Linked DNA regions of Mus musculus: region 2 is linked to region 1. A link is a loop called in an ENCODE intact Hi-C map of the cell type or tissue named here. Cell type or tissue: heart. All regions are shown on one strand. Links, peaks and the distances in the headings refer to the core of each region. The heading gives the core; the rest is flanking DNA. Region 1 has its middle 20 kb from the start of Gm41584. Region 2 has its middle 27 kb from the start of Vegfa.

Region 1 (16,220 bases), core at 2,817-10,816:
CCATAAATTGAGTTTGGGGAGGTCCACATGGAAAGAGATGGCATCTAAGCCCGGTAAGATCTCAGGAAGTAACAGCTGATCACAAGCTTCCTCTCTGGGCCTTAGAATCCTAGGAAAGCCTTGGAATAAGGAGGTAGAGTGCTGTTTTTGAGTCCCTCTGTGACCTCTTTCAATGTCTCTGGGGATCCCCCCACACCTCCATGTCCTACCAGACTCCCTGAAGAACCAAGGGTGCTCAGGAACAGAGATATCACTTTTGAGGTGCCAAACTGGCTGTCAGCAGATAATCCCTGGTGGGGCTCTGGGGCTCCTTGCCGCCCAGGGTTCTATCCTGAGGGAGGAACAGCTCCAAGTTCTACATGGTCTCCAAAGCCTGAGCCTTCCACACTTGAGATGTTACTGTCTTTTCCTTGGATCTTAGGCCTCCCTCAAATTTAAGACAACCACAAGGGCAGGACTTGGGGTGATTGGTACATCATAGACCCAGGAAAGGGTGACATGCTTAGCAGCCAGGTCTGGCAAATCTTCTTACTTCTTTTCCTCTTCTTCTTCTTCTTCTTCTTCCTCTTCTTCTTCTTCTTCTTCTTCTTCTTCTTCTTCTTCTTCTTCTTCTTCTTCTTCTTCTTCTTCTTCTTCTTTCTCTTCTTCTTCTCCTCTCTTCTTCTCCTCCTCCTCCTCCTCCTCCTCCTCCTCCTCCTCCTTCTTCCTCCTCCCCTTCCTCCTCCTCTTCTTTTTTTCTTCCTGTGTAATCTCAGTTTCATTACTTTATCTTCCCAAGCCTTGACTTTCCCCTCTGTAAAATGGACAGGGCTACAGGCTTAGCTCATCAAACTGTGGTAAAGTTCACTGATATAATCCATGTAATGTACCCAGTCCAGTATGGGGCGCCTAATATGTGTTCAGTATACACCACCTGTTTTTTCCTGTCTACTCTGGTGTTCTTGTGTTGTGAAGGCTTCTGGATTGGGGCCAGGTGAGATTTCTCTGCAGATGACCTGAGGTGGGAGTACAGGAAGAGAAGGGGGCCCTCAAGTGCCTCCAGGCCCCTGGGGGTTGTGGCTGGTCTGGAAAGCCCCAAGTCACCACACTGTTTGGATTGGGTTTCTATTCCCAACACCAGTGAGAGGCCTGCTATTTATGGGTGCCCCATCCCACCCCCTGGACAGCCAGACAGCGCGTGGGCTGAGGACCACATTGCTGGCAGCCTGCTGCCCCTATACCACCCAGTGCTGTGACCAGGGCACACTTCACACATCAGTTACCCCGTGGGCTGGACTGTGGCTTTCCCAGCTCTCCTGGCTTCCCTGGGGAGGGATAGACACAGAGGGGACAGAAGGGACTGCCCCCTTCACCCTGACCTATGGCTTTCAGTAGAATATCTTTAAGGAGTGGCAGGTTCTTGGGAGGTGGGGGGCGTGCAGGAATGACACATACCACCCCTTTCCACTTTCACGTTGTGTGGTGTCTGCTGTGGTTAGAGTTCTGGAGTCAGACTGATGGCGTCCAAGTCCTACTTCAACCACTCATTAGGTGTGACTTTGGGCAGACACCCAAACCCTGTGTTGCCTCAGTTTCCAAAACTCTAAGATGGAGTTTGTGCTGCGAACTGCTTCATTGTCTCACCGTGAGGCCTAACGAATTGGTGAAGAGCTGGGTCCACTGGACTCACTGGGGCCTCTGTCCTTGGCATCCACATATGCTCCCACAATCTGCTAAGACAGGGTGCTAACCCAATCGTGCAAAGGGAGGAACTGACCCTGAGAGAAGGAGAGTGACCTTTTCAAGGTGACACAGCAGGGGATGGAAGGGCAGGGCCTCCCAGGCCCAGCTTCTGTCTGGTGCTGACCTTGTTGGAGCCTTCTCCTCACCTTAGCTCCTTACCACGTGATAAGGCAAGGCACGCTGACAGGTGTCCGTGTGGCAGGGGATGGGCTGAGCCCACACTCTGGGCCACCTGCCCCTGCCAGTGATTCGAGTCAACCTGCTGAGGACAGGGGCTATTTTAGTACTCAGTGTTTGCCTAGTGGCTGGGGATATTTGTGAAGGGTCAGGGCGGTGGTATGCCTTGGCTTCCAACTGGAAACTGCTCTTGGACATGTGGCTGCTTGGCCGATCGTGGAAGGCTCTGGCGAGCCCTTCACCTTCCTTACAAAGTGTGGCGGCTGCTGCTTCCCGGCTGCCCTCTGGCCAAGCCCACAGCTTCTGTTCCTGCCTCCCCACTGCCAACGTGGTGACAGCCTTCCCAGGTTTGGTGAGATGAGCAAACTGGGCAGAGTGTGGTTTCCTGGCCCTGGCCTGGCATCGTCCCTCTTGTGGCTAACCATCTGTGGCCTTCTGCTCTCCGTTAGAGCACTACACCAGTAAGCTAAGGTCAGGGTCCTCTCTATCGGACCTCTTTACTTGGACCTATGCTCTGTCCCAGGACCTGGGCCTGTGTGGCCTGGTCTGGATAAGGGTGTACAGACAGGCCTGGGAAACTGGGTGCCAGGTAAGGGTTTGGACATCTTCTTGTCTCCAGTCTGAGCTGGCCTACCTGCCTGATGCTGCTCAAGGAGTGGAGCTGAGATGTCCTTACATGAAGGCTGGCACGTACTCTGGTGGGAAAACACTGGAGACTGACCAAATACCAGACAGGCAAGCATGAGGCTGTGAACGAGTCTTTTGGTTGGAGAAACCATGGAGAGGCGGCCTTGTGTTGGCAGACAGGAGAACCGTGGCTTTACGGCCGTGATGGGACTTTGGCATTAGTCTTATCTGTATCCTGCACCTCAGCATTCCTACCTGTACAGAGGAAGGGAAGATGGAGTAGGTTACAGGACAGAACACTTAGATGAACAACTAGCTTCATGCTTCCCTCCTGTCAGGTACCTCAAGAGCAACAACACGCGTGTGTGGACGAAAGCTTCTTGTACCGATATCAGACACTACCTCTACTCCTCTTAAGTATCTTTTCTGAACCAAGTTAAACAGTCATTGACCGCCCCCCTCCCCCCGCCCAGACCCTTAAGCAGCTTAAGTGTGGCCACATGGGTGGTTCCCAACATGGCCTTAGGGACACCAAGTGTTGGAGGTGACTAGGCCTTAGAACCATGCCCCCACCTCTACTGGGAAGAAAGCCATGTCCTTGGAACAGGCTGGTGAGGCAGGTGCCCAGGAGGGTGTGGCTACTGAGCTCAGGTCTATAAATAAGGGACCTGGGAGAAAAGACTTTAATTTGCACATTACCTATTGGTGTTTACTTTGCTATTTCCAATATGGTCATTTAATTCTGCAGGGGGCCTGGCTGGCGGCAGCAGGCCTGGGAAGAGGGGGAAGGGGGGGGGGGGGGACCTGGGTCATGTGGTTACCTGACCACACCAGGAATGACTCCTCTGTCCCTGTGAAACTCTGACAGAGATGTCCCAGGGATAGCCACAGTATAGGGGAGCCAGGTATGAGCTCGATGCCTAGAGACCAACTAGATCATCTGAGATCTTGCCATGCCGAAGCCACCAATCCTCTCTGTCCATCAGGCCTTCTCTGATAGCAGTGCTAGAGTCTTTCCACTCTGGTACCCAGCTCCACCCCTCCCCTGTCTTCTAGGGGGGAGATGTCTTCACTGCTGAGATGTCTTCCTCCTTCTACCAGCTAAGAGCATCTTTGGTTCCTCTATAGCCATACAGCAAACTACCTGGCCACTTGTGGGACACAAGGAGGTATTCCCTTTAAGTTGTTATACTTTTGTGGTATCTGAACTCCACGAGGTGGCTGTGTCTCCCCCAGGCTAGGGCTTCCTGGGGACAGGCATGTCTTTCAGAGCAAGGCCCGCTGTGGTGAGTAGAGGTCTTTAGGGTGCACACTGTTTGGCTAGAGGACCGCAGTAGCTCCAGCTCTCCTGCTGTATCTTCTCCTGCTTGTATCTCCACTGTATCCCTTCTCTTGACTCTCTTCTCCATAGAGACATAGATGGGATTTGTCCCATCTGTCCTGGACCAAACCTATTACAGCCACCACCAGTTCATGTCATCTGTCCTCACCGGTGATCGAGAATGGCTGGTGAGAACATGAGTTATCCCAAAACCTGTTCTGGAACTCTACTCGTGGTTTTGATTGGTTTGTTTGTTTTAATTAATTAATAAAAAGTATATATATATATATATCCAAAATAACATTTTGCAACTGCATTGGAATAAGGACAAATATATCTATACTTTATATAAAAACACTTATTTGACTTGACCAATCAGCTTTTCCTTCTGACTCCAAAATAAGTTGAAATGTTTCATGGGCCTCTGAGAGTGTTGTGAGCCAGTGCTATGCCTGTCAGACCTGGTAGACTACCTGCTGGTCAGGGTCTTGCTGGATGTGGGCGGAGTAGGTCATGGTGGGCCAGGCATCCTCTCACTTTCGTAAGTGTGACCAAGTCCCTATAAATCATCTCAGGCCAGAATTCTTACTCCACTGTCCCTGCCCTGGCCACAGCTACAGTAAGGACTGTCACCGCCTCTCCTTTGTCCTGTGCTTCTGTTGTGCTGGGAACATAGGCAGGACTATATGAGCCTATGCTCACAGCCATCCTCCAAGGCTTTAGGAGAGACAGTTTCCCAGAAGAGGAGGCTCAGAGGGGGGAAAGCATCAATCGCTTATGACACTTTGCCATGTAGTGACAGGGCAGAGCAGGATCTAACTCCTTTCAATCCACGGTGGTGAAAGATATGTTGGGGGGGGTTGAAGTGGGTAGGGGTAGGGGTCAGGGAGTCTGGGGACCAACAGCAGTGATTGGTCATGCCCTGAGGGGGGCGGGGGGAGGACTGGCATAGAAAACGCATCTTGGAAGCAACCCACTGCCTGCCAGGCTCCCCTCAGGCTCTCAGCCCCAGGCTGTGTCACAGACTTCACAGTCAGCCGAAGTCTAGGGGCTGCAGGTAGAGGTACCCCAAGACTTCCTTACTTCGGGTCTTCTAGCTCTTGGTCTTTGTCCCAGATGAAGCTGGGTACCCCTTCCGGCCTGAGGGTTGTGAGACCCAAAAGGGTAGGACCGAACCTAGAAAGGAAACATTATCTGAGGAGAACCAGAAGCCTGGCCGTGTGGTGGGAAGACTCAGGTGTGTTAGCAGGCCTCTTCCCAAAGCCTTGGGCAGGCAGCAAGCTCAGAAAAGCCCTCTGCCGCTGTGTGGTCCGTTTCCACAGCACTCAAATGTCCCTCTTCTTTCTGCTCCCTCATTCTCTTTGTGTTTCCAGTCCTTTCAACATTTTATGTACAGAGGCTGGTATGGTGGTACACGCCTTTAATTCCAGCACTCAGGAGGCAGAGGCAAGGGATCTTTGTGAGTTCGAAGCCAAGCCTGGTCTACACAGTGAGTTCCAGGACAGCCAGGGCTCTGGTACACAGAGAAACCCTGTCTCGAAAAACAAAAGCAATCTGCTGTCATGCCTCATCAACCTCCTCATTGTCTCTCTGCTTCTCTCCAGCCTCTGGCTGTTTTTGTTTCCCTCGTGGTCAGCCATGTCTCCCTGTCTGTCTGTCCCCTATCTGCCTGCCTTTCTCCTGGTGTCCGACCTTTCCTCTGCCTCAAGTACTATCTGTTTCCCTGCCATTCTCTCTCTGAGTCTTTGTCTTTTTCCTCTTATTATTCTGAGACATGACGGTGTCTTAACCCAGCGGGGACAACACGTTCCACAGACAAATTACTTAACCAAAGTGAAGAGGAACGTGCTTCAAGCAGGGCTTCAAGCTCCTGTGTCTTGCCCTGTAATGTGCACTCACGTGGTGGTAGGGGATGCTGGGGGGGGGGGGGATCGTGGGAGGCGTGGCAGGAGGCCAACCAGTGCGCATGCGCGTCCTGGTGGGAGGGGCTCCAGGCTGGCTGCAGAGGGCAAGCGTGGAAGTGCTTTGTGCCCACCTGCTCAGGTGGCTTTCAGGAGCATGTCTTTCTTCCCAAGCTACAGCCAACCCTTTGATCCCCTGGGACATGAAAGCAGCCATCTGTATTGGCCATTCCTATAGGTAGAGGAGCGTGGAGGGACAGGGAGAGAAGCTGAAGGTTGGCCAGCATCTACAGCTTGTACGAACAGTGTGGCCTCCTAAAGTCCATCCTTTATCCCGCAGGGAACGGCCCTGGACGTAAGCCCTTCCACTGAGCTTGTAGGTTGGGGCAGTACTACCACTTTGTGTGGGCAGTAGCCATAACTGACTGACTAGCTGACTGTTCTCAAGATCAAATGGGGAGGAAGTGTTGTAATGCAGAAGCCTGCAACGGGGCTTGTTAGAACAGAAGGTCGCTGTGAACAAGCAGAGACACCCGAGTCCACGTGGCTTTGTAAGTCTTCAACCTCGCGCTCCCTGCCCCCCCCCCCCAACCCCTTCCCCACCTCGGGGAGTACACCTGCTGTCCTCATAACAGGCCTTTCGTGCCTTTCTGTGATCTAATTTTCAACTCGCTTTGGCAGACTTCAGAACCTTGGTCTTCTCCAAGCCTAGAGATGCAGAAGAGATGGTGATCTACTTGACCGTCTCATGAGCAAAGAGACTGAGTTTCAGGGAAGCCGAGGTCAGTCAGTTAAGTGGGCCTAGAAAGGGCAATGAGTGGTTCATTTTGCAGATGGGGAAGTAGAGGCAGGCAGCAAATGAAGGCAGGACCTGAGCTTCTACTCTAAGCTGTTTCTTCTAACCCACAGCACAGGATAACTTTCTCTGCTTACACACTGTATAAATGTAGTTTTAGAGCCACCTGCCTTTCACGGGGGACTCAGAGAGGCCTGGGGGGCAGCTCTGGGGAGCTGAGCCTGTATTAGTTGTCACAGTGCTTCATCTGGCAACCATGGCTTCAGAGTTTATTTGGCCCACAGTTGACAGTGTGGCCTGTCACAGCAGGGACAGCACGGCAGCAGGAGCTTGAGAACTCTGGTCACCTCGCACACACACGTTCAGGAAACAGAAACAAATACTGGCCCTCACCCCATTTTCTTTTTTCTTTAGTCTAGGACCCCAACCCCCAGGGTGGTACCTGCCGTCCATGTTCATGGATCTTCCTACCTCAGTGAACCCCATCAAAAACCCCCGTACTGACAACACCCAGTGGCTTGTCTCCTGGGTGATTTTAGATCCTGGTTAAGATGGCAATCAGTGTGAACTGTCACAGAGCTCAGGTTACAGGGAAGCCCAGGAAACAGCTCTGGCTGTCCTAGAGTTGCTTTATAGACAAGGTTGACCTTGAACTCACAGAGATAAGCCTGCTTCTGCCTCCCAAATGCTGGGATTAAAGGTGTGTGACACCACACCCAGCCTCCCTCATGCATTTTTTTAAAAAGAGATTTTTAAAGTTGTGTGTGTGTGTGTGTGTGTGTGTGTGTGTGTGTGTATGAGTGTGCTCACACACTGGCACGTATGTGCGTACATGCACATTTGTCTTTCTGTGGATATGTGCTTTTGAGCACAGATGTAGGAGAAGACCAAAGGCATCAGCTTCCTTGGGGCTGGAGGTCCAGACAGTCACAGCCCCCATGTGAGTGTTGGGAGCTGGCTTCTGGTCCTCGGCAAGGGCAACAGTGCCCTTAACCACTGAAAGATCAGTGTAGTCCTCCTGCACCTTTGTGCCAGGTCAAGTGGACAGCTGTGCCTCTGGCTTCCAGAAGTGGGAACAACAAGAGAAGACACTCTCCTGGGAGTTCCCTGGACCCACCCTCCTCCCCGAGGGGAGTGAGTAGTTCTTAGCATCACATGGGGAGCAACACCATCTCACAGTGCACTCTCCTTCCATGGTCTCTCTGCTGCTCCCGAGCCTGCCTAGCTCTGACTCACAGCTCTCTGAGTCCTTGATCCGGGCCTACCATTCCCATGGCCCCGGGGACTTCCAGGATTAGTGTCCCTGCCTGGGATCTGTGTTTTGTCTATCAAATATGCTGCCTTTATTTAGTGCTGATCCGTTTGCCCATTTTACTAATGAGGAGCTGTCCGTGGCCGAGATAATGTGTGTTTCCAAGCACTTTTGAGAAAGTGCCAGCTAAGGGCAGAGATCTGACACTTGAGTCGGAGGCTGTGACTCAACATGGGACCAGGTGAGATCTGCAGAAGCATGTTTGTAGTATTGGGAAGAGCTGGGTGGGACGCCCTTAACATTGCAGGCTCATCAGGGCTAGGAACCCATGCTGGAGGTGCCCAGAGAAACCACATGATACAAGTATGCCAGACACATATGTCTGCCTGCATGCATGGATACATGCACACACTTAATATTTGTGTTCCAGAAGACTGGACAGGCGAGGGAGATGAGAGTCACTGGTTGAACATCTTAACTGGTTCTGGGGTTGTGGCCTCCCAACCCAGGCCTTTGCTCTGAGAGTTGGGAGCTTATAACCCTCAGATAATTCTGGTTGAGTTTAAGGGTTGAACTCTTAGGTCCAAGGAAGGCCATGCCTGACATGTGTTACAAGCAGGTGATTTGCAGTGACCAAAGTAGTTGGGGGCTGCTGTTGCTTAAGCATCCACGCCAAACTCATGTTGAAATTTAGTCCCCACAGGGAGGCATTTAGAGGTGAGGCTGGAGGCACAGGAGAGGTAGTGGGCCTGGGTTTAGGGCCTTAGCACCCACGTAAAAAGCTGTGTGTGGCTGTATGTTCCTATAATCCCAGCATGGAGGGGAACAGAGACAGGAGGAGACCTGGAGCTTGCAGCCAGCCAGTCTAGCTAATCAGAGAACTCCAAGTTCAGTGAGAGACCTTGACTCAATACTATAAAGTATAGAGTGATTGGGGAAGACACTTGATATGAACTTCTGGTCTCCACATGCACATACGCTCACGTGCATGTATGTGCATGCACATGTGCATGTGTGAGTACACACACACACACACACACACACACACACACACACACACACACGAGGTAGAGCAGGCTGGGCTTTAAGAGGTTACTGGCCAGAGGGTGCATTCAGGGACTTCCATGCAGGGTAACTTCACACAGTCAGAGTAGCAGGGAGCGACAGGCTTCAGGCAGCCTCGAGCCTAGTACATTTTGCCTTCAACTCACTTGTAGGATTTATTTTTGCTAGCATATTTACTTAAATCTGGCTTCAGCTAGTGTTAAAATTAGCAAGCATTCCTTAAGAAGGTGCCCCAGCAGATGGGAGACACTTAGAAGCGAGCCTGGAACTGGAGGAAGTTTGCCTGAGAGGCAGCACCAGTCACAGATTATCCCTAATGGGTGTCCCCATGGAGTCTGAGAACCCAGAGTCTCTCTGGCAGGTTCCAAGGAAGGTGGCAGGGCTGATGTAATAGATAAAGATGAGGAAAGCTTCCAGGATCCAGTTCATTGATTCAGAAAGACGGTGGGGGCGGGGGCTGGCTGGGTGGTAGAGCTCTCGCTGCTCAGTTGAGAGATCTCTTTCTTATTCAGTGTGCAAGAAGGCCTGGGTTGGATCCTCAGCGCTAAGCAAACTGGGTGTGGGAACACGAGTCTTTAATCCCAGCACTGGAGATAGACGTAAGACAATCAGAGGTTCAGAGTATTGAGAAAAAGAAAAAAAGAAAAGAAGAAGAAGAAAAAAAAAACAGGCAAAAACTCACAAGAGCTGGTCTTGGCCAGCTCCTTGGTTTTATAGACAAATTGCAGCTCGGAGCAGAAGGTGACTTGTCCCAATCCCACAGCCAACAAACCACAGACCAAGAGCTGAGTGTACATTGCACGATTTCCAGTCCTTGGTCCCCTTCTGCCTCTGTGCTTATGAGAGCGGGCATCCCTTGGGACTCTTCCCGCTATGAGTGAGAGGCATCGGCTGAGAAGGCAGGGATAAACGGGCCTGGAGAGGGTGGGGTTGAGTGGACACGGGATTCTTTGGCCCTCTGCTTCCTAGCAGGCTTCTTCTAGCTGGTCTCAGTATATTTATCTGTAAAATGGAGAGCTTGGCTCTCGTGGGCTGGCCAAGGCAAGACATATCAGACCAGAGCATTCTTTCTTGGCCACTGAGACCTCAGAGATGGGGTAGAGCCAGGGTCAGGCAGTGGAAAGCCGTGGCTCCAAGACCGGGAGGCGCCTGGTCCAGGGTGGAGGTGGGGGCAGAGAGCGGCAGAGTTAGCGCAGTGCCTTCCACCCCAGCTATTTTTACCCCCAGAGCACTGGACTGCAAGAGGCCTGACTAAAAATACCAGCAGCCTGTCCTGAACATCCTTTCCCCAGAGAGGCGGGTGAAGGCTGGCAAGAAGAGGCTGTGGCACTCAGCTTTCTCCGTCCTTAGATTGGGATGCCTTGGGGGCATTCGGGAAATGGACCCTTCCCTCTGAAGAGCTTCAGAGTGGAGAGAGCCAAAGAAAAAGGTTGCTTTTGTCCAGCAATCCCCTTCAGCCCTGTTTGCGCACATCCACATTTTAAAAACCCAGTGTAATTAGTCTGCTGCAGTTTCGTATTTTGCTTCCACCACCGGTTATTTCATAAATATTTGATGTTACCGTGTAGCCTCGCATTTGCCATTTTAATGGCTGCGTAATATTCCATCTCAGACCCTTTCTGTTCCCTAATTGCTGGACCTTTGAGGGCTTCCAATTTGCCCTTCTTTTAAATAAGGCTTCCATGGACATCTTCGGGCATGTGGCTTTTTCCTTCTTATTAATTATTTCTGTAAGATAAGTGCTTGGGCTGGCGGGTTAGGCTGTGTCGGTGCTATTTGATGTGGCTTGCCAAATTGCTTCAGAAGTTCGCAAGGGAGGGTGTAATATAAAGATACAGCTCATGCCTGAGCCAAACAGGCTTCAGGGAAATCAGAGCAGGGCGCCAACAGGCGCTGCCTCCAGCCCCGGGCCTTCCTTTTCTCTTCTGCTTCCCCTCCTCCCCTCTCCTGGCTCTCTTATTTTTCCTTTTGAGACTTAGTTCTCATGCATCCCAGACTGGGTGGTACTCACTTTATACCTAAAGATGACCTTGAACCTCTGGTCCTCTTCCTCTGCCCTCAGCCTCAGCCTCAGCCTCAGCCTCTGCCTCTGCCTCTGCCTCTGCCTCTGCCTCTGCCTCTGCCTCTGCCTCTGCCTCTGCCTCTGCCTCTGCCTCTGCCTCTGCCTCTGCCTCTGCCTCTGCCTCTGCCTCTGCCTCTGCCTCTGCCTCTGCCTCTGCCTCTGCCTCTGCCTCTGCCTCTGCCTCTGCCTCTGCCTCTGCCCTCAGCCTCTGCCCTCAGCCTCTGCCTCTGCCCTCCTCTGCCTCCCACGGGCTGAAATCACAGGCTCGCACCTCTGCAGCACTGGGAATTGAGCTGAGTTACAGCCCAGACTCTTCCCACTCCCTTTTCGCCCACCCCCATCCTGTCTGCTCACCGTTTCTGAGGCCTTACTTTGTTCCAGGTCCTCGACCAGGTAATTTTTCCACCCACGCCATGAAACCAAAGTCATCATTATCCCTATTTTGCAGATGAAAAGAATGAGACACAAAAGACTAAATGAGATCAAAGGTACAGACAGTAACTGGTAGGTGCCGGCTGCCATTTCACACAGATTTTCCTGATGGATACCAGTGCTCCTAGGGAGGGATATCTCAGACTCACAACAACTGCTCTAGTCCCTCCTTTCTGTGTCTTTGTTTTTGTTTTTTTCGTTTTTTGGTTTTTTGTTGTTTGTTTGGTTGGTTGGTTGGGTTTTGGTTTTTCGAGACAGGGTTTCTCTGTAGCCCTGGCTGTCCTGGAACTCACTTTGTAGACCAGGCTGGCCTCAAACTCAGAAATAAACCTGTCTCTGCCTCCCAAGTGCTGGGATTAAAGGCGTGCACCACATCCGGCCTTTCTGTGTCTTTGGATTCAAATAATGCAGAGGGAAATCTGACTGGAGCATCTGAATAAGGAGTAGGTACCCTACAAATAAGGGCCAACTGAACCAAAAAGCCATAATGGGGCAGGCACAGGTAGGAGAGCCAAGAGGTACAGAGTCATAAGGGCTGAGGAGCCAACTATCGTGGTGTCCCAGCATGCACTTTGCTAGAAAAAAAAATATTTTGAGGGCCAGTTAGATTACTCAAGAGGTAAAGGCACTTGCCACCAAGACTGAAAAATCTGAGTTCAATCCTAGTGGCAGAAAGGGAGAACTCACTCTTGCAATTTGTCCTCTGATTTCCATATGTACACATGCACACACACACACACACACACACACACGCACGCACGCACGCACGCACGCACGCACGCGCACATACTTTCTACTACATTTATCTATCTACCTACCTATCTATTTATTTATTTGTTGTGTGTATGCATGCATGTATGTATGTATGTATGTATGTATGTATGTATGTACACATATACCATGGCCCCCATGTGGAAGTCAGAGGTCAACTCCCAGGAGACAGTTTCCTCTTTCCTTCATGTGGGTTCCAGGGATTGAACTCTGACTGTCAGACTTGGAAGCAACCTAACCCCTGAGCTATCTTGCCAGTTCTTTTAAGATAAAGTAATTGATATAGATGTTATATGTGTGTGTGTGTGTTTCTTTGATTATTGGTAGGAATGAAAATGTCTTTATATGTTGTTTTTAACTTTGTTTATCTGTGCGTGTTTTTGCATGTGCATGTGTTTGTGTGTGCAGATGCACACGAGCCACGTTCTGCGTGTGGAGGTCAGAGGACAACGTTCAGGGGTCAGTTTTCTCACCCCACTGGGGCAGAGTCTCTCTTGTTTCTGCTACTGTGTGGCTTACTCCAGGCTAGCTGACCCACTGTATCTGACCCAGTATGTGACTCCGGGAATTGAACTCAGGTCTTGCGGCTTGTTGGGCTAGCACTCTCACCAGCTGAGCCACCCGCCCCCCCCCCAACCCTGTTCCTTTTTTTTCTGTGTCCTTCTTCTCTCCAAGACAAGCTTCATCACTGATCAAGCCTTACATGCCCCGGGCGTCCGTGTCGTGTGGAGGAATGGGATTCTGAGGGGCCTGCAGGTGAAGGAAGGATGGAGGCTCCCTATTTGTCCTTTGTCCTTTCAGCCTGTGGGGAGGGGTAGTTAACCGGCTTCCTACCAGTGCTTCTGACATAATACTTGGACTTACATGCAGTTCAGCAGGGCCCTGTCTATGCAGGAGAATCTGAGCTTGCTCCCTCCTCTGAAGCTCCTCATTAGGAACGGACCAACCAGTCATTTTCAGGAGTTTGAGTACGCAGCTTACATTGTGGACCTGATGTTATAGCCCCTGCCTTCTCTTTGTTGTTTGGTGGCTTTACCTTATCCCAGCTCTGGAATGACTGTGCCCACACCTTTTTACTTCAAAGACCCTGGGACAGAGCTTTCGTGTCTGCACCTCTTACAACTTTAACACTAAACGGGATACCTTCCATTAAAGACAGTAAAACTGGGGGTGGAGGAGTAGCAAGCTACAAAGTAATTGTACATCTGACAGAGACACTGAGGGCTCCAGACCAGGACAGACATGTGTCTTGGGCAGTCAGCATTGGCATAGATGTGTCAGGCAGCCAGCTGATCCACTTTTGTTTGACAGGCAGATAGCTTTGCACTGAGCCTAGTCTTCCTGCCAGCTGTTGACAGCTGTAGAAGTGGGTGGATGGGAGTGGTTGGAGGTGCTCTCTGAAACCAGGTTTCAGGTTTATGCCACTTCTGATTTTGGCCTCTGCAATCCACAGCTAGGTCCCAGCCCCTTGGAGGCTTTGGCTATAGAACTCTGGCTAAGAACTGGACTCTTAGATTCTTCTTTGGAACTGTGATAGCCTCTTATGGTACCCTCTTCCACCAGACCCTGGAGACGCTCAGGACTGCCCATGGCCAAGGAAGCTGATAAAGCCAGGAGTGGTAGATTGTACTTCCTCCCTGTGAACCAGCTAGCTCCTCACAAAGCTCAGTAGCAGGTTGGATGCAAAGCTCTCCACCAAAACCTTCGTTTTCCTGCGGGTCATGTAGATGTAGCTGTTTAGGTCCCATCAATGGCATAGCCTTTTCTTACTGGCAAGAATGCAAAGGCCAGGGTAGAGTAGAGACTGACACCGTCATTCTGGACTGCATGATAAAAGCTGAACACAAAATGCTAACAAGAGCAGAGAGTCACAAGACTGAAGGGGCCTGGGCTCCTGAGATCCTTAAACCACTGCATCACCTCATGATGTCACCTACTTGTATTATTTGTGCGAAAGAGAGAGCATCTATCCTGTCTTGCTCTGTATTTTAGAGTTTCTTTGCTACAGTGTTGCAAGACTCTCAATGGAATGGTTATCCTGGGACCTCCATAGATATATCTGGTTATAGGTTGGGCCCGGGATCCCATGTTTTGATGAGCTTTGGTGGTCTCCATCCGTCATCTATCAGAGTATCCATACCCTTGTAAGGTTGCCCCATCCTACACAATGACCCTAGATTTGTCTATGACTTGCCAAAGCTAATGGAACATAATAAGTATGGTGAAATCAAGGCCTCAGGAAGTCCTTGAGTAAATGGGTCCTGTCCTCTTGGAATTCACTTGGTTTTGCTGAGACAGGATCTCAAGTTGTTCAGGCTGGCCTTGAACTCACTAATAGTTAAAGATGGCCTCGAACTCCTGATCCTCCTGCCTCTGCCTCCCAGGTGCTGGCATTGTAGGTATGTGCTACCACAATGTGTTCTATGTGGTGTTGGGAATCGAATTTCCAGCTTTGTGAGTGGCAAGCAAGCACCCTTCTAACCGAACTATGCCCTAGCTTGTCTCCTTGAGTTTTTACTCTGAGATGTTTAGTCTCTGAAACCAAGGGTCAATCTCGAGCATCCTGGCCACAAGGAGAGGCCATATCAGACGAGACAGAGACTCCGCTCCAGCCTGTACCACCTTGGCAGCCCAAGAGTGAAGCAATTTACCAATGTAACTTTCCAGGATAAGGTCTTACAGAGCAAAGCCAGGCTGTCCTTGCTACACCCTGTCCAAATTACAGACTTATGATCAAATAAATAATGATTGTTTAAAGCTACTAGTTTTAAGGGGTGGCTTGTTATGCAGCATCAGCAACTGAAGCAAACCCATGCGAACAGCTCAGGCCCTTGGCGTTGACCGGAAAACCTCCATGTGCTTTTCTTTTTCTACATCAAGAGGCAGATGTGTTGCCTGCCCTTACTCCTTGACACTCAAACACTACGCAGGAACTTGGGGATGCTCTGGGAGGTCTTGGGGGGAACCATAGCCTCTCCTCCAGAACCAAATGATCCTCTCACCCCTTGCCTGGTGGTTGTGGTGAAATTTATTGCTTGAAGTTGTAGCTTCACGTGAGGCTGCATACAGCTGAGACTCTATGTCCTTTCTATGGGGTTTGAGGGATGTGATGAGTCCCACAACTCACATGAGTGTGTTATGTGGGCAAATGAATAAATCAACACAGAAGCAAATGTGTAGTAGACCAAGAACAATCCCCTGGATCTGAGCAGGAGTCAACGTGAGGCCTAGTCACAAATCCAAGGTCTAATGAAACATTGCTTTGGGAATATTTTAACCCATTTAAAATATAATTATAGCAGGTAACATTTACTGAGGTCTTACCATGTGCCAGGAATGGTGTGAAACACTTCGTGTAAATTACCACCTTAATCGTCCCAGAGACTCTGGGAAGTAGGTATTAGAACTTTCATCGGGTTTTATGAATGTGTAAATCAAGGCCCAGAGAGGTTAGGAAACTTGCCTGAGTGGGCACAGGAAGATTTGAATCTGGATAGTTGGGTGTTGGCACCCAAAGGGCACAAGTGCTGTGTTCAGGCAGGTCACAGGAGTCATGTTTCCCACCCTTGAGACAGCCAAGGCCTGACATGCTTTAGGGCACGATACTTACCCTGCGTTTACACATAGTCCTAGGGCCGGGGAAAGAGAAGGGAGGTAGGAGAAAGGAGAGGGACTGGGATCTGAGGTAGCTGGCCTTACAGATGAGACTGATGTGCCTGCCTGAGCACCCTCGCCGGCTTCTCCCACTCTCTCCTCAGGAATGAGCCTGGCACACTCACACGTGTCCCTAATGCCAGGTTCCAAGAAAGCCACCTAAATACCTGGTATTTGAGATGTAAAGAGACCGGCTCCCTGTACTTAAGGCTGCACTAACTTTTCCAATTATAGCGCCCTATTTTCCAAAGTCTAAAATGGACATATGTTATAACTGTCTTGGGCCCCAAGGTTTCAGAAACACCCTTAAGGCTCCTGAAATACAATCGTGTATTTTAGACTAATTCCTAAAGGGCCAAGCCAGCTTATCCTTGGCATCTGCCAGCAGGATGCAGATCTGTTGTTTGTTTGTGAATGAGTCCGGTGCCTGGGTCCTCTGT
Region 2 (16,220 bases), core at 4,816-12,815, 98 kb before region 1:
CCACCACAGCTGCCCCGGGCTAGGGCAGGACACCAACAAATAAAATCGAGGCGTCTAGACTGAATACAAACAGGCCGGGGAAAGTGGGACAGGGGAAGGATGTAGAGGTAGCCAAACCCAGGGCCCAAATCCAACTTCCCTATGCACGGTAAGGCTAGTCGAGCAACGTCTCCAGGGGCTGGGGCTCGTCAGTTGAAGATCGGAAACCTAAGCACGCAAGAGGTTGCAACACGCGGCCTTGGACAAGAGGAACAGTCTTGAAATAGACGATGGAGAAAAAATAAAATGCTTTCTCCTGTCTGTATGTGCAGGATCCCGTGGGGCCCACAGATCGAGGCTAAGACCTACCCTACCCTGGACTCTGTCTCTATGTTTTCTTCTTTTTTTTTCCCCCCAAAAGGCTCTTAAACAGTCACGGCTCACAAAAGCCTCCAGACTCCAAAGTTTAGTTCACTGGTTCTCAACCTCCCCAATGCTTCAGCTCTTTAATATGGTTCCTCATGTTGTGGTGACCTCCAACCATAAAATTATTTCACTGCTACTTCCTATCTGTAACTTTGCTATAGTTATGAATCGCAATGTAGGATAAATATCTGGTGTGCAGGACATCTGATACGGGACCACAAGGAGATTGTGACCCATAGGTTGAAAGCCAGTGCTTTAGAGTCTTTTCCTTCTTCAAGAAGCCACTGGGTCCACTCATTTTCTTCTCACAGCTTCTCCCATAAGATGGGTGGTTGACTCCAGCAGTAACAGGTGACCCTGGGCACACACCACCTATTAGGATTGTCATGGTGACATATCTGGAATTCTTCCTTTCGCTTCATGTTGTGGCTCTTAACACCAGCCAGTCAACCTTACTCTTTCCATCTGTGATGGCTTCCAGGGGAAGAATGTTAACATCAGAAGGAAAAGTTTAGCATTTCCGGGACTCGGTTTCCGCAGCCATCATGCTGTCTGATTTCACTCTCTTGGAAGGGAGTTCAACTCCCCTGCCAGGAGACAGGAGAGGGAGAAGGAAGGGGAGAAAGGGTTACAGACCTCCAGTGCTCCTACCTCCCCAAGCAGAGGGCCCAGACGTAAGTGAATTTACTGGGGTTCTTTAGTCCCAGGGAACCAGTCTAGTAAAGCTACTGTCTGCCCAAAACTACAGTGGCAAGCTAAGTTAGGGGCTGCAGGGAGCACACGGTGTTGCTCATGTTTCTTGAATGAAGAGTGTAATGGCTCTAGTGATGTCTATCCAAAAGAACACGGGTCTCACCTACAGGCCGAGGATGAGAAGAGCCAGGGAGAAAAGACCGAGCAAGCTTCAGGAAGAGGCTGCGGATCTTTCCTATCCATACTCCAGCACTTTGAGGGCTGGCCAAGTGTGCTGTGCCTTGGTACTGAAAGAGAACTCATGGGATCTAGCAGCCTTTGCTTATGCTAGCCGAAAGATGAAGGCTAAGCAAAGCAACCCTCGGAAGGCCCCACCAGGCTGCCTTCAGTCACTGCGAGATTGTTCAGCTGCGTCCACAGGACGTTATCTGTCAGGATGGGGATTACGTGTGGCCAGGAGAGGAAACAGTAAATATTTATAATCTGCCTGGACTTGGGAAATGCAAGACAAAGACAGCTTGGGGGAGAATGGACAGTGGGGATGTGGGGGAAGAACAGAAGTGATTCCGATGGGAAAGAATTTGGATTGAGCAAGAGCATCTTTAGGAGCAAAGCTGGGCATGGGTCTTCCTCTCCAGGATGGAAGGGCTGGATCCAAAGATTACCTGATTATCTGTCTGTCTGTCTATCTATCTGTCTATCTATCCATCTGTCTATCCATCTGTCTATCTATCTGTCTATCTATCTGTCTATCTATCTATCTATCTATCTATCTATCTATCTGTCTGTCTGTCTGTCTGTCTGTCTGTCTGTCTGTCTGTCTGTCTGTCTGTCTGTCCGTCTGTCCGTCCACCTACCTACCTACCTACCTACCTACCTACCTACCTACCTACCTATTTATTCTTCTCTTATATATTATGTCTAGACTGCAGTTTCCCCTTCCTCCTCTCCTTCCAGTCCCTCCCTCCTCCCTCACCTGTCCCCAGATCCTCTCCTCCTCCATTTCCCTTCAGAAAAGAGCAGGAAGCTCCACCAAACATGGCCTAGCAAGTTACAGCATGACTAGGCACAAACCCTTATTTCAAGGTTGGAAGAGGCAGCCCAGTAAGAGGAGAAGGGTCCCCAGAGCAGGCAAGAGTCAAAGACCCCCCCCCCCCACTCCCTCGGTTAAGCACTCCACAAGAACACTAAGTTTCACAACCGCACGTTATATCCAGAGGATCTAGCTCAGACCCACACAGGGTCCTGATTGATTAATGCTTTGGATGTGAAGATTTTTTTTTCAAAAACTTTGGGGCGCTCATCTGTTGTGAGAGGAAGAGGTTCCCTGATGTAAGCGGGGTAAGTGCCTTGTCTAGCGGATGCTCCTGGTCTCACAGAACTGTTTGTGTGAGAGAGGAGAAGCAGCCACCACCAGATACTTCTTTGACCATTAAGATGAAAACCAGAGGTTTGGGGATGTGGCTCCGTGGTAGAGCACTTACATAGCCTGTGCTTAATCCTGGATTTGATCCCCAGGATGGCAAAAAGAAATAAACAAAAAAGGTACAAACTGTATGTGGGAGGCAGAGACAGACAGGTCTATGCCAGATCTAGGCCAGCCTGGTCTAGATACTGAGTTCCAAGACAGCCATAGCTTCTTAGACCTTGTCTCAAGATACCTATGTATGTATGTATGTATGTATGTATGTATGTATGTATGTATGTATGTATGTGTGTGTGTGTGTGTGTGTGTGTGTATGTATGTATGTATGTATGTATGTATGTGTATGTATGTATGTATGTGTATGTATGTATGTATGTATGTGTATGTATGTATATACCTACTGATCTACCTACAGACAGGCAGATAGATAGATAAAAAGAGAAAGAAATAAGAAGAGACATAAGTTAGTTTGGAGAAAGTACCAGCTGGTCTTCGTGTGGCCTCTGTGGAAGGCCTTGGGCATCGATGCATGTCCCAGTGCCAAAGGTGTCCTTTCAGAGCTTACAGCCCCATCTGTCCTTCCATCTCTCACACATTCACAGTCCCCACGGGGTATTCTCTGCATTTGCCCCAAGCCATGCACCGCACCGGCTTTGCTATTTCTTCACACTTCCCCTGAAGGTTCTCCCTCTGGCTTCCAAGCAGGGCAGATGCCAGCAAGTGCCCACTTCCTGGCTCTTCACCTGTTCCTTCTAAGGTCTGAGGACTTCACTTGTCATCTCCTCAGGCTTCCGGTGGAAAGACCACACACTTACAACCCATCTCACCCAGAGCTGCTGGAGCTATCCTGGCCCGGATGTACCCCAGTGATGCCCGGAGAAGACTGGCCCCCAGGGACCTTGCCTCAGATGCTCTGCAGAGTGCCACCCAGAGTCCAGTTCAGGTCACTCTAAGTCCCACTGAGACTTCTGACTCAGGCAGGAATCTTGAGACTGCAGCTGAGTAATTTATTTCCCTGAGCCTTGGTTACAGGGAATAAATCTAGAAAGTGGATACAATAGCACTTATGCTGTAGAGCCTCGGGGGATGAAGTGATGGGCATGTGACTCCTGTGGACACTGTCATTACATTGTCCTCGTTCCCATGACGATGCTTCTCTTCTTCTGAGTACCACTTTATTACATTTGGGTTGTTTGTTTTTCTCACTTTCTTTCTCAACACGAATAGTCTCACTGGGTTTGACTGCCATCTTTGTGAGTGCACAGTCTTCTTGCTAGGGAGGGAGCCAAGCCAGAGTGGGTTGAACCCTGGAGCCCAGGATGGCAGAAAAGCAAGGACTGAAGAGAGGGGAAAGAAGAGATGGAGCGAGTTCTCCTCACAGGGATGCCGGGCACAAGATGGGCTGGTGTGAGTGTACATGGAATTAATGAACAAACAAAGAAGCCCACTGCACTTCAGGAGTGCCCACCCTAACGGAGAGACCCTGTGTTCACCCTTACTTATAGTGCTAGATCTGGGAAGAATCTCTTGTGGCCTGGGTTAGCAGACATTCCAGGGGTCGACGTGGAAGCCCACAAGGGTGACTGTTCCGAAGCTTCTCTTATATCTTTCAGGGTCTGGGAGCTGGGGAACAAGCTTGTGGCACGTGTAGGGAAGACCTCGAGATCTGGGTTGGGGAGAAGGCTTTCCCTAAACTTTAGCAGTGGTTGTCTCCTGAGAGGGAGCAGGCACATTACTCTGAGGGAAGTATGAAGGTCCCTCTCTCAGGTTTCCTCCCCAGGTCTGCCCTGTCTCTTGGCTGCCTGAATGCCAGGCCTTCTGAACCCCTGAGGCTGGGTCTGTTGGGTAGGCCTGCCTCTAGCAGACACCCTCCAGAGCTATCCTCCCTCTCACCACAAGACTTCTCTGGTCATGGATCTTCCACATGAGCACATTCGCACGAGCTCGCAAGCACACAAGTGTGACAGGGGTCATTCTTCCTAGTCACGGGGTGGCTGCCTGGTTGAGTAAGGGCTCCCAGGGGCAGGATGGGGCCCAGCTGGGAGCCAACTTCTTGGACGAGCCCCCATGGGGCTGGGGGTGGGGGCTGACCTGGCTGAAGTCTCATGACCCCATGCCGCCCTCTGGGAGTTGCTGACTGCTTGCTAACAAACACCTCGTGGCTATTAATAACCCTCTATCTGGAAGGGACTGAACTGATAAGGTGAGGGGCACTCTGGCCCTGCTCACCTGACTGCCCAAGTTCAAATCCTGGCTGCTATTTCTGGATTCTGAGGTCCCAAATCCCCAACCACAGTCTCAAGTTTGTCTTAAGGCAAAACTTCCTTTCTGACTCTGTCCTTCCTCATCTGTAAAACAGGCGCCATGACACCCACTTCTTAGCATTTCGTGTGCTCAGGATCACTCTTCCTAACACTAGACTTACACAATAGTGTTCCAGTTCCAGAGATGAAAACACAAACACATGTGGCCCAAGAGGATGCTGACCTGCGGGACATGGGGATGAATTTAGAGTGAGGAAAGAATTTAAAAGCTAGACAGTGGTGGCGCACACCCTTAATCCCAGCACTGGGGAGGCAGAAGCAGGCGGATTTCTGAGTTCAAGGCCAGCCTGGTCTACAAAAGGAGATCTAGGACACAGGACAGCTACACAGAGAAGCTCTGTCTCAAAAAACAAAACACATACACACACAGACAGACAGACACACACAGACACACAGAATATGAATAGAGAGAGAGTGGAGAGAGGGGGGAGGGAAAGGAAGAGGGAGAGGGGGATGAAGAGGGAGACATTTAAGCTACACAGAATTTTTCTGACTGTGTGACCTTGGGAAAATTGGTAGACCTCTCTGGGCCTCCTTGTGTCACTGTGTATAATTGATATGATGCTAACTACCTCCTAAATGTAGGTGTGGATTCAATTAGAGAGAAAACATGAAGAAGTTCAGAGCCAGGAATGGCAGCGCTTGTCTGTAGTCTCAGCATTCATGAGGCTGAGGCAAGAGGAATTAGAGTTTCAGGCCAACCTGGGTTACACAAAGCCTTGGAGGCTAGCCTGGGCTATATAGCAAGGACCTGTCTCAAAATGCACCCTGCCCCTGGAAAAGAAACCCAAAACAAAACAAAAACCCCAAATAGAAGAAAACAAAACGAGGGGTGGCTTGGTAGTGTTAGCTGTAGAGTTGTGCTTGCCTAGCGAGCATGAAGTCTTGGGCTAAAAGCTGCACAGGAGGGGCTCAGTTAACACTGCTTCTGTAGACTAGATAGATGGATAGGTAAATGAACGGGTAGGTGAACGAGTGATTGAATAAATGGATCTTGGCTGGCTCCTTCCGTCTGGGTCCACAGAGCCGCCTGGTTATGCTGTGTCTGCCATCCTTGCTCCCCGAGGTAAGGGTGCATTGCCCTTGCCTCCTGAAGGCTGGCCTAAAGAACCTGAAGTGGCTCAAGTCTAGATGCTTTGCTCTCATGATGTGACAAATGCCTGGGCAGAAACAACACTCGGAGAAATGGGACTCATTAGTCAGTGATGAGAGGCCATTGGGGGCCTGGTACCGGGTCCCTGATCCGCAACTGAGTCTCTTCCATGATGGCGTTCTTATATAATACAGCTCTTCCTAGACTAAGGGAGGGGTTTACTGCCTATATATTGTTGGGTTTTCCTCCTGGCTTTGGCTACCCTGCTCATACCCTGAGCATCACCTCATACAGCAACCACTGTAAAAGCCTGACTGGAGGGTGACTGAAGAACAGGGAGAGTCATGGGGAGAAGGGAAGGTAAGTTTCACACTGCCAAGCCTTCCAGACCCATGACTGAGGAGAAACTGGTGCCCTTCTTCCACCATGGACCCCAGATGCCAGTGGAGCGTTGGCCTCTGACAGTTGTCTTATAGGAGAATCCCAGGAAGGCTGGCCTATCTCAAGTGTCCAGCTATGGCTGATAGAAGGGGCAAAGTGGCCATTTGTACCCTTAATTGCCATCACATATCCATTCAAAAGCCCCCTGTGGCTTTACCCAGTGGTAGGCCTTGTTTCTTCCTGTTTTAGACTAGAGGGGACGGCTACCTGACCAGGGTCCATCTATGATCTCAGTGTTGTTCCGTGGAGGTTGGGGCCTGGGGGTCAGTCCCAGAGACCTTCATTCTGTCTTACCACACCCTGGATCAATACCGAGTATCTAGAAAGTTCTTCCTCACATGTGACCTGAGTTCCTTGTATGTCTCTTGGTCCTACCTGGGCCTTGGGGCTCTGTAAGCAGCTGACCCTTCCGGGTCTGAAGAGGGAAGGTCCCAGAGGTAGCTTGCCAGATAAAGCAAATAAAACCACCAGAGTGCCCAGTTCATTGTCTGAAATTCAAGCTTAACCGAGCAGCCTGTGCTTTGTCTAGCAATGCTCCTGGTTCCTGGTGGCAATGCCTAGACCTTCTCCTGAGGTAAATTTCTCAGACTCTTTGATGCACACATCCCCCACCCCCCAACACCCTGCCATGCAGTGAAGTTCCCAGTACAGACAATGCAGGCAGTCCCTATTCTAGGTATGGCTTCAACTACCGCCTGCACAAGAGATCTGAGACCAACCAGGAGTTCTGAGGGCAGTGGCAGGGCCTCTTTAGACTGGAAGTTTCCTCAGCATGGAGTCTGTTACCCCTCAAACCAGCACATCCTCTGCCTGACATGCCTTCCCTGTGTACCCTGAGGTGCTTCAGGGCACCCACGGACCAGTGTGCTTCTGACTCCACAGTCCTCCATCTTGAAAAGTTCTTAAGCTCTGTTAACTTACAGTGAACTACTTCCCCAGGAAGCATGCATGCCTCCTGAGCCCTGTGATCTTTGAGAATGCTTATCTGCTTTCTGGGCCACAGTGCCACTGTTGTATAACGACAGTCTGTCTAGCCTGCTGATCTTGAGGGTAGCGATTCCCAAATTGCCAACAGTGATGTGTTGGTGGGTCAGGAAGTTAAGTTAGAAGTTTGTAACTACCACGGTCCTCTCCATCCTCTCTTCCTTTTGTGAAACTGTAGCTTGCCGTGGAGCCCAAGCTTCAAACTCTAGCTCCCCATGCCCAAGCTTCTTGAATGTGGAGATTATAGACAGGCAACGGGGGTGCACTTCTTTAGCCCTGGCTGCCTTGTAACTCATGCAGTAAATCAGGCTGTCCTCGAACTCAGAGAGAGCCACCTGCCTCTGACTCCCTAGTGCTGGGATTAAAGGCGTGTGCCGCTACCATTGGCTTATGGTATAGTTTCTCTTAAAGGTGAAAGCAAGCTGAATAGAAGAGTCTCTGAGAACCTGGAAAGAGTAAGGCTCAGTATTGTGTCTGGAAACGGTTGTGGCAGGAGTGTGTCTAGGTTGCATATGAAATGTGTTTTTCACAAAGGCTATTGTCAGATAAAAATCTGAAAGACAGTATCTTGGTGACGGGGACGATGTAAACCCTAACGCAGGATTCTGAAAGTTCTCCATGTACCCTTAGGTGCAGACCCCTGGGTACCCTCATCTCTGGAGCCTTTCTAAGATGAGACCTGGCTTTCTGTTCCGCGCTGTGGCTTCTGTGCTTTCATTCTTCTTGGGCTGGACCCTCACGGGTGAGGGCCTCCAGGCGCCAGTCTGGGCTGCTGCAACAGGAGGAGAAGGTTCTAGGCTTCAGGAGCCTGCCTGGCTGCGCCAGTCTGGCTTTACCAGTAATCACACTGGATTGAGAAACCAGTACTGAGGCCAAGTGGAGAAACACACTCCCTCCCTAGCTTTCTCAACTGCCTTGCACCCTGGGAGGGCCTTAACCCCTTCCTGAGAGACAGAGGAGACAGTACAGAGCATGAGCTCTGGGGACTGGCTAAATGGACCAGGGGTTCCCTTTTTACTGTGAGAGTCTGCTGTGGGGACATAGCCTGTCTTAGGGAACCCTGGTCTGAGGGAGACTTACCCCCATCTTTAGGGAGTCCACATCAAAAGGCCCTGTCCTCAAGAAGCCCAGTCAGGTGGCCCCAGTGGAACTTCATCTTGGTCTGTCCCAGGAGGTGGTTGCTCTAGTGGGACCCTGCCTTGGCGAAACGTCTTCCAGGACCCCGATCTCTTTGCCCTGTGCTGCCTGACTGCAGTTAGATGTGTGGTAATGTCCCTGGGGGTGGGGAGGTGGGGGACACGTCCCCAGACTGTTTGGTTGGTTTTGGAGGAGTGGTGATATCTAAGGGTGGAGGGCGGATGCTTCCATCTTTCGCTCTCTACTTCCCTTCTGCCATCACGTTCCTGGGTTTATTGTCCCTGACAGATTACGGGTGTGTAAACACCTTATTAAAATCCCTGCTTAGGGGCGGAGAGATGGCTTAGTGGGTAAAGGTACCAGTTCTCACTAAGTCTGATGATCTGAATTTGATCCCACAACCCACATAATAGGAGAGAACTGCACAAGCGTGTGTGTGTGTGTGTGTGTGTGTGTGTACGCGCGCACGTACACGTGTGCTCATTCTCTCTTGAGTGCAAGCAAGCACATGTATGCACACATACACATGCACACACACATATATATAAATAAGTATAATTTAAATAAGCCTCAGTTTAGATTAAGGACTAGAAAGGATTTTAGCAATTTGAGTTGCAGATCAGGGAGGATGGAGGCCCAGAGAGAGAGAGAGAGAGAGAGAGAGAGAGAGAGAGAGAGAGAGAGAGAGTGTGTGTGTGTGTGTGTGGTCACATGGCCAGTGACAGAGGTAACAGAGTTCAGCCCCACCCTGGTAGGCGGGACTTTTGAAGACTTGGGATGTGGGGTCATCTAACACATCCCACATGCGTGGGTGGCAGGTACCCAAGGCATGCAGTGATGGGTGGGTACATCTGTACTAGGTGCTCGGTAGGAAGCTGTGCGTTCACGTGAGTTTTACCTTGAGAGATCTGCTCTTCTTATATCTGACTGTGGGGGAAGGGAAGGCCAGGTCTGCACCAGGGACATCAGGCTGGTCTTATCCCATTCAGGGCTGAGTCCACTTGGCCCATCCCTCTTGAGCCAAGGGTAGAGGGCAATGAGTCACAGATGACTCAGGTGCTGGAGGCCACAGCCACGCGTGGCACGTGACAGCGGAAGGCAGCCAGATCTGTTCCCGGACAGACAGGTGACCCAGGAAGCTGACACGGAGCTTTTGTTCCTAGAGAACGGGAAGAACTATTTGCAGGCTGGAGTGGGGTGACAAACAGCACAAGCTTGCCTATCTGCCAGAGCTATGACAAATGGTCTAGCTGGGCTGTTCCTCCTGCAAGTGGGAAGACATTGTCCTGACCAAACGTCCTCCTCAGACATACAGGGCTAAGGTCACCACCGTGGAAAAGCATTTTTTTTTTCTCACATTGGTTCAGGTAGAGAGTGCAAAGCCTTGTCCTACTGGTTGATTCCCAGACCTGACCTGGAAGAAACAGCATCTTGCATACGGTCAACATCCTGGGTTCAAATCCCCTGTGTGTCCTGGACGGCATCATTTCCTGTTGGAAGTGATGGAAACTTTAACACCCCGGGAGATCCCTTTCAGCTGCTCTCACATGGGAGAGCATTGGAGCCCGGGCTGGAGCCTCCACAATGTCCTCTGCCTCCTCCTTGCTTGAGGTGAGGCATCAGGATGGTGCTGGGAGCAGAGCCAGTGTTGGCCCTGCAGGGGCGTGGCCTAAGGTCCCGTCCACCTGCAACCCAGGATGATTACAGGGTGAGCCGCTGGGACCAGACACTGTAATCTGCATCTCTCCTCTTGGCAGGCCCAGTGACTTCTTTCCGTCCAGTTCACTTTTTTTTTTTTTTCTGAGAGTGCTTGAAAACTGGGGCCGTCCCACTCTGTGGGGTGAAGCTGAAGGCAAATGGAGAGCTGGGACAAGCAGGAATGGAGATGGGGAGAAAGCCAGGGAGTGGAGGGGAGCGGGGAGAGAGGCCTAGACCTCAGAAGGCTCGGCCCTATCTGGCAGACGGGAAAAAGAGGAGCATCCCCCATCCCTGTGCTCCCAGCCCAGCCTAGCTAGACCTTGCTGTCATCCCTCCTTAGATAGCTACCTGTGTCTTATCACTTCCTATCATGAAGAATGGGAGAGTCACATTGGGTCACCTTATATCTCAAATCCTGGTGATTTTTCTTGTCCCCCCTCCTCCGGGAGGAAAAAGCTAAATTCTTATAATGGTGATCTCAAGACCCCCAACATGATCCCTTCCAAGAGCAACAAGTCCAGTCTACAGGCAGCTGCCATGCTCCTGCCCCAGGATCTTTGCACACTGTTTCCCTTGGCCTAGGATGTTCTATGTGTATCTGCAGGACCTATTTCCTCATCTTCAAGTATTTGCTCACATGTCACCTTAGAGTGAGGCTGACCCTGGGCACATCTATGCTCGTGCTTGAGTGTGTGTGCACATGTGCATGCGTGTGTGCATGTGTGTATATGTGTGCAAGCCACGGCTTGCATGTATCAGATACATCTAAACTCCACAGCGGTCAGTCAGTTTGTCCTGTGAGTAAATACTCTTTGTCCCCGATGGTCCTTCTTCTGGACCTTGTAGGAACAGGCCTGTAATCCCAGTAACTCAGGAGGCTGAAGCAGGATTGTAAATTCAAGGTTGGCCTGTTTGAAGACTGAGTTCCATGTGAGCTTTGGCAACTTAGTGATACTCCGTATCCAAATATGAAGAGGGTTATGGTAGAGGGTGGCCTGCTCTCATCCAGCATGTGCAAGGACATTGTTCTAGTCCCAGCATTGGGGTAGTGTGGGGTGGAGAAGGACCAAAGAGAGGGAGGGCCTGGCTGGAAGGGTCAGAGAGGCCCCGGAAAGCAGCAGACATGGGGCCAGGACTAGCAGAAGCCCAAAGAGGGTTAGGGCTGGAAGTTCCTATGTGATGTCCTTGCTGCTTTCTGCTGTTGTGGCAAGCTCTATGATCAAAGGCAACTTAGGGAAGGAAAGGGTTTATTTCATCTTGCACTTCCAGGTTGCAGCCCCTCATCCTTGAGCAAAGTCAGAGTAGGGATCACAGAAGGATGCTGCTTGCCTACTGGATCCCTGGCTGCTCCCTGGCTTGTGCTTTCTTATACAGCTCTGGACTGTTTGTTGAAGGATGACACTGCCCACAGTAGGCTGAGTTCTTCTATATCAATTAGCAGGCAAGATGATGCCCCCAGACATGCCACAGGCCAATCTGGTCTAGGCAATTCCTCAATGAGCCTCCCTTTTCCTGGTGGCTGTAGGCTGTGTCAGGTTGATGAGAAAAATCAACTCCACAGGTAGGACCCTCGCAGGAGGTGGCCCTGGGAGAAGAGGTTGGTTTTGCCCAGCATAGTCCCTCTGTGACTGCCAACAGACAGATTCTCCGTGTTATCCTGAGTTGCAGGGGCCCGGCAGAAGCTTGTCTGCAGGGCCTAATGCCTACGACCAATGCAGAATATAGTGTTGGGAAGCGGTTCTGCACATGATCCCAGCTGGGACTTTTCTTCCAAGAAGAAGAAATTGTTCCTTGAGTTAAAAAAGAAACCATACCAAAATTCTGTAGTGTGGATCGTTTGCTGCTCAGAAGACACGCAGGCAGGAGTCTACGGGAGTACAAGAATAGGTATCTCCTGGGCTTTCTCCCTGGCCACACCGGTGGCTCTCTGTGCAAAGGAGAGGCCCAGCCGGCTGCACGTGGGCTGCAGAGCCCAAAGCCAAAGCACTGTACCTGGGACTGCTCCCCACTGGCACATTTTCTTCCTCATTTCAGCCTCCTTTGAATTCTTTTCAGTTGTGTGTATGTGCACATGTATGTATGACTGCAGGTACACATGTGTACATGTATGTGGAGGGTAAAGGTCAAGATTAAGTGTCTTCTGTTCTTACTCTCCATATTTTTTTAAAATAATTTTAATTTTATGTGTCTTGGTGTTTGGTCTGCATGTGTGTCTGTGTGAGAGTAGATTGAGTCCCTGAAACTGGGGTCACAGACAGCTGTGAGCTGCCGTGTGGATGCTGGGAATTGAACCCAGGTCCTTTGGAAGAGCAGCCAGTGTTCTCTTAACCCCTGGTTAAGTCATCTCTCTGGCTCCCCTTTCTCTCCCACCTCCCTTTAAAGACAGCATCTCATTATGTAGCCCTGGCTGGACTGGAACTCACTCCGTAGACCAGGCTGATCAAAGCCTCCATAGTGCTGGGATTACAGGCAAGCACGGCCAGATCCAAGCACCCACTCTGTCTCACACTGAAGCCAGCACCGCTGATTGGCTACATGCTCCGGACAGTGTGCTCCAGGGATTTGTTAGGCTCTAACTCCCTTACCCCAAGGGTATGGTTATAGTCATGCCCAGCTTCTATGTGTGTGTTGGGTTCTGAACTCAGGTTCTCATGCTTTTGAGGCAGGTAGTTTACTCATTGAGTCATCTCTTTAGACCTATAGCTAAAAAAAAAAAAATGGTGTGTGTGTGCGCACATGCACACACACACATGTGTAGAGCTTTCTTATCAAGGGCAGCTTGTCAGAGCTGGTGTCCCTCCAGCACCCATGGCTCTCTGGAACCTGTCAATGGCACCATCGTCTGCATGGTAGTAGAGGATGCAGCTTTCACAGGGAGCACACTCCTCTCACGGGGAGCACTCCTTCCACAGGGAGAACTCTTTTCATGAGGAGCATTTCTTTCATGGGGAGTGTTCCTTTGGTTCTTTCCTCTATAAGAAAAGTCACCTGCATTCCCTGGGTTTTCTCTACTTCAAAAATAATTCCAAAGATGGTTCCTGCCATCCCAGCAATCAGGAGGTGGCGGCAGGAGGATCAGAAGTTCAAGGCCATCCTCAGCTACATAGAAAATTTGAGACAAGTTACATGAGGCATGTTCTCAAATACTCTTGTCTAATAGTTAGATAGCTAATAGGTAGATGAATGGATAGATGATAGATAGATAGATAGATAGATAGATAGATAGACAGATGATAGGTAATAGATGGATGGATAGATAGATGATAGATAATAGATGGATGGGCAGATAAATGATGCATAGATGGGAATGGTGGATGGATAGATGGATAGATAGACGATGGGTGGGTAGATGATAGATAGATCGATAATAGGTGGATAGATAGAAAGATGACAGAAAGATAGATAGATAATGGACGATAGAAAGATATATAATATACAGATGGATAGATAGATAGATGATGGATGGATAGATTATAGATAGAGAGCTGATAGGTGGATTGATGATGAATACATGATATATAGATAGATCAATCAATAGATAGATAGATCAATCAAGACATAGACAGACAGATAGATAGATCTATCAATATATACATAGTTGGATAGATAGATAGATAGATAGATAGATAGATAGATACATACATACATACATACATACATACATACATACATACATACATACATAGGTAGATGCCCTGTTCTTCTCCTGCTACCATCTGTCTGTCTGTCCTGGGTTCTATGGCTTCCATGCTTCCCTCTGGTTTGGCTGGTCTTTGTGCCACCCAGCAGTCATGACAGACTGACAGCATTGGACTTCTTTTAACTTCAGGACAGACCGTCCTTCTCCAAGGATGCCTAGAGAATCTGAACATTGGGTGATTGTCTTTCGAGTTTTGCATTGTTGTTTGAGATGTTCTCTTTACACAGTCCAGACTACCTTTCAGCTTATGATCCCCAAATCAGGCACTGGTGCCACCAAACCTGGTTGGGGTGACTGACAGAAGGACAGTAAATATTTGTTAAACACACAACTAAGTGAACAAATACTCCAAACCTGCCTTTTCCAAACTTCCAGAGATTTGGTTCCTCTCTCACTTAGCACAGAGCCAGCCTTCATCTGTCACACGGCCAGGCCAGCCCACCCTCACCCTTGCCTTCGCCTTGCCCTGCTTGAGGGCCCCTCACTCCCTGCCCATGCGCAGCTCTGCTTCCTGGAACAAATCAGTTTCACATCTATCTGCCTTAGGGACTTTGAACTTGTTATTCTTTTCTTCTGGAACATTCTGCCTCCACACTTTTGCATGGATACCGCCTCTATACTCTTGCTTACTTACTAACGTACGTACTTACGTTTGTATTTATGTATTTATTTGGTATCTTGAGACAGGATTTCTTTGTGTGCTGTCCTGGAACTAGCTCTGTAGGCCAGGCTGGCCTTGAACTCACAGAGATCTGCCTGCCCCCCTGCCTTTGCCCCATCCCCGCCCCTGTCCCTTTAATACCTGTGCTGGGATTGGCACCGTCATCACCATCACCCAGCTTTTCTTTGTTTTGTTTATTGTGTTCTGTTCTTTTTAGAAGGAGTTAAAAGAGACCTTCCTTGTGCATCCTCATCCCCACAGTATGGCACCACCAGGGGCTGGAGAGAGACCTTACCGCTTTTCCAGAAGTCCTGAGTTCTGTTTCCAGCACCCACATCAGGCAGCTTAAAACTGCCTGTAACTCCAGCTCCAGGAGAACCAATGTCTCTTTTAGCTTCTGTGGACACCTGCACACCTCTCTCTCTCTCTCTCTCTCTCTCTCTCTCTCTCTCTCTCTCTCACACACACACACACACACACACACACACACACACACTGAGGTACAGTGGGAAGAGAATAAATCTTCTTTTAAGAATACGACATCACTAAGTTCTCAGTCACTCTCCCTGTGGTATTTATCTCTAGCAAGGCTTGATTTGTCTTTCTTCCTTTGGGATTTCTGGGCGGCAGGAAGCTTGTCTGGGTGATTGTCCTGACTGTTTGTCCCCATGGGGTGGGGCTCAGTAATCATTGATTGATTGAACGAATGAATGAATGCTCCAACTCTGCATCAGAGTTTCTGGAGATTCACAGCGTCTTACATAATCAGGACCTTGGTGACCTTGTTTGCACTCTTAACTCCAAGGCTATTCGGCATGCTCGGCCAATGTAATTAAAGCTCACTTAGCCCTGGTGGCCCCTTCTCTCCCTAGTGAGGCACTGCAGGGATGCACAGTAGGCCAATTGCACACTTCCTGGGATGGAGTCAGGACAGGCCACCTGGCTGCTGTTCTGATTATCTCAGAGACTTTAAGCAAGTCAGCATACCTAACTCCATTTACGGTTCTTGTCAGAAAAGATAAAGAGATGTACAGATGCTCTCTACGATTCTGTTTGACTTTCAAAGACCAGCTCCGGACCCAGCTGTGGGCAGCAGTTGAGAAGGAGGAGAAAGGCTGGGGGTGGGTGGGGGAGGGGCAAGTAGCAAAAAGGACTTTTCCAGGAAGGTTCAGGTCACCTGCTTATTTCTTCTAGAGCCTCGGGGAGAGGGCTCTGGAAGATTCTGGGTAAGGTTAGGTTTGGAAGTTCAGTCTATAATACCCTAGAAGCATAACTGAATGATTGCGACAACTCTCTCTCTCTCTCTCTCTCTCTCTCTCTCTCTCTCTCTCTCTCTCTCTCTGTCTCTCTCTTTCAGCTGTTTGGCCTGGAACACACAGAGCCCTGAGACCGTCTGTGGTCTCATCAGTATACGAATGAACATATTTTTTGGGGATGATGTCTTTAGTTTTCATGGGATCCCTAAGGGATGTGTGTCCCCCAATACTGAAGAGCTCATATGTAGCAGGCTAGGCTGACCCCATAAGAAGAGTAATCAAAGAGATGAGGGTGAGCAGAGACAGGCCCCAGTTCTCCGTGTTTTCATGTCCCTGTGGGTCTTCATCCCTTACAAGGAGGGGGGGTGACCTGCAGGAAGATCTGGCTGCCTTTACGACGTG

The links. Hi-C counts contacts between places; a loop is a spot of excess contacts. Peaks named below come from ENCODE experiments on the same cell type or tissue, not always from the same donor. Only the 100,000 strongest peaks of a DNase experiment are listed, where the experiment ranks them.
Region 2: a loop joins it to region 1, with 1.8 times the contacts of the local background. A loop is called at or near these places in 3 of 42 quality-filtered maps.

The regions. Positions count from the first base shown.
Region 1 is chr17:45,897,342-45,913,561 of GRCm38, reverse strand. No RefSeq gene overlaps it. Among named protein-coding and RNA genes, the nearest start is that of Gm41584, 20 kb to the right of the region's middle. In heart, for the core only: no CTCF peak of the experiment used is centred there; DNase peaks (open chromatin) are centred at 7,721 and 10,121; H3K27ac peaks cover 2,024 bases.
Region 2 is chr17:45,997,712-46,013,931 of GRCm38, reverse strand. No RefSeq gene overlaps it. Among named protein-coding and RNA genes, the nearest start is that of Vegfa, 27 kb to the left of the region's middle. In heart, for the core only: no CTCF peak of the experiment used is centred there; DNase peaks (open chromatin) are centred at 9,611 and 10,061; H3K27ac peaks cover 1,563 bases.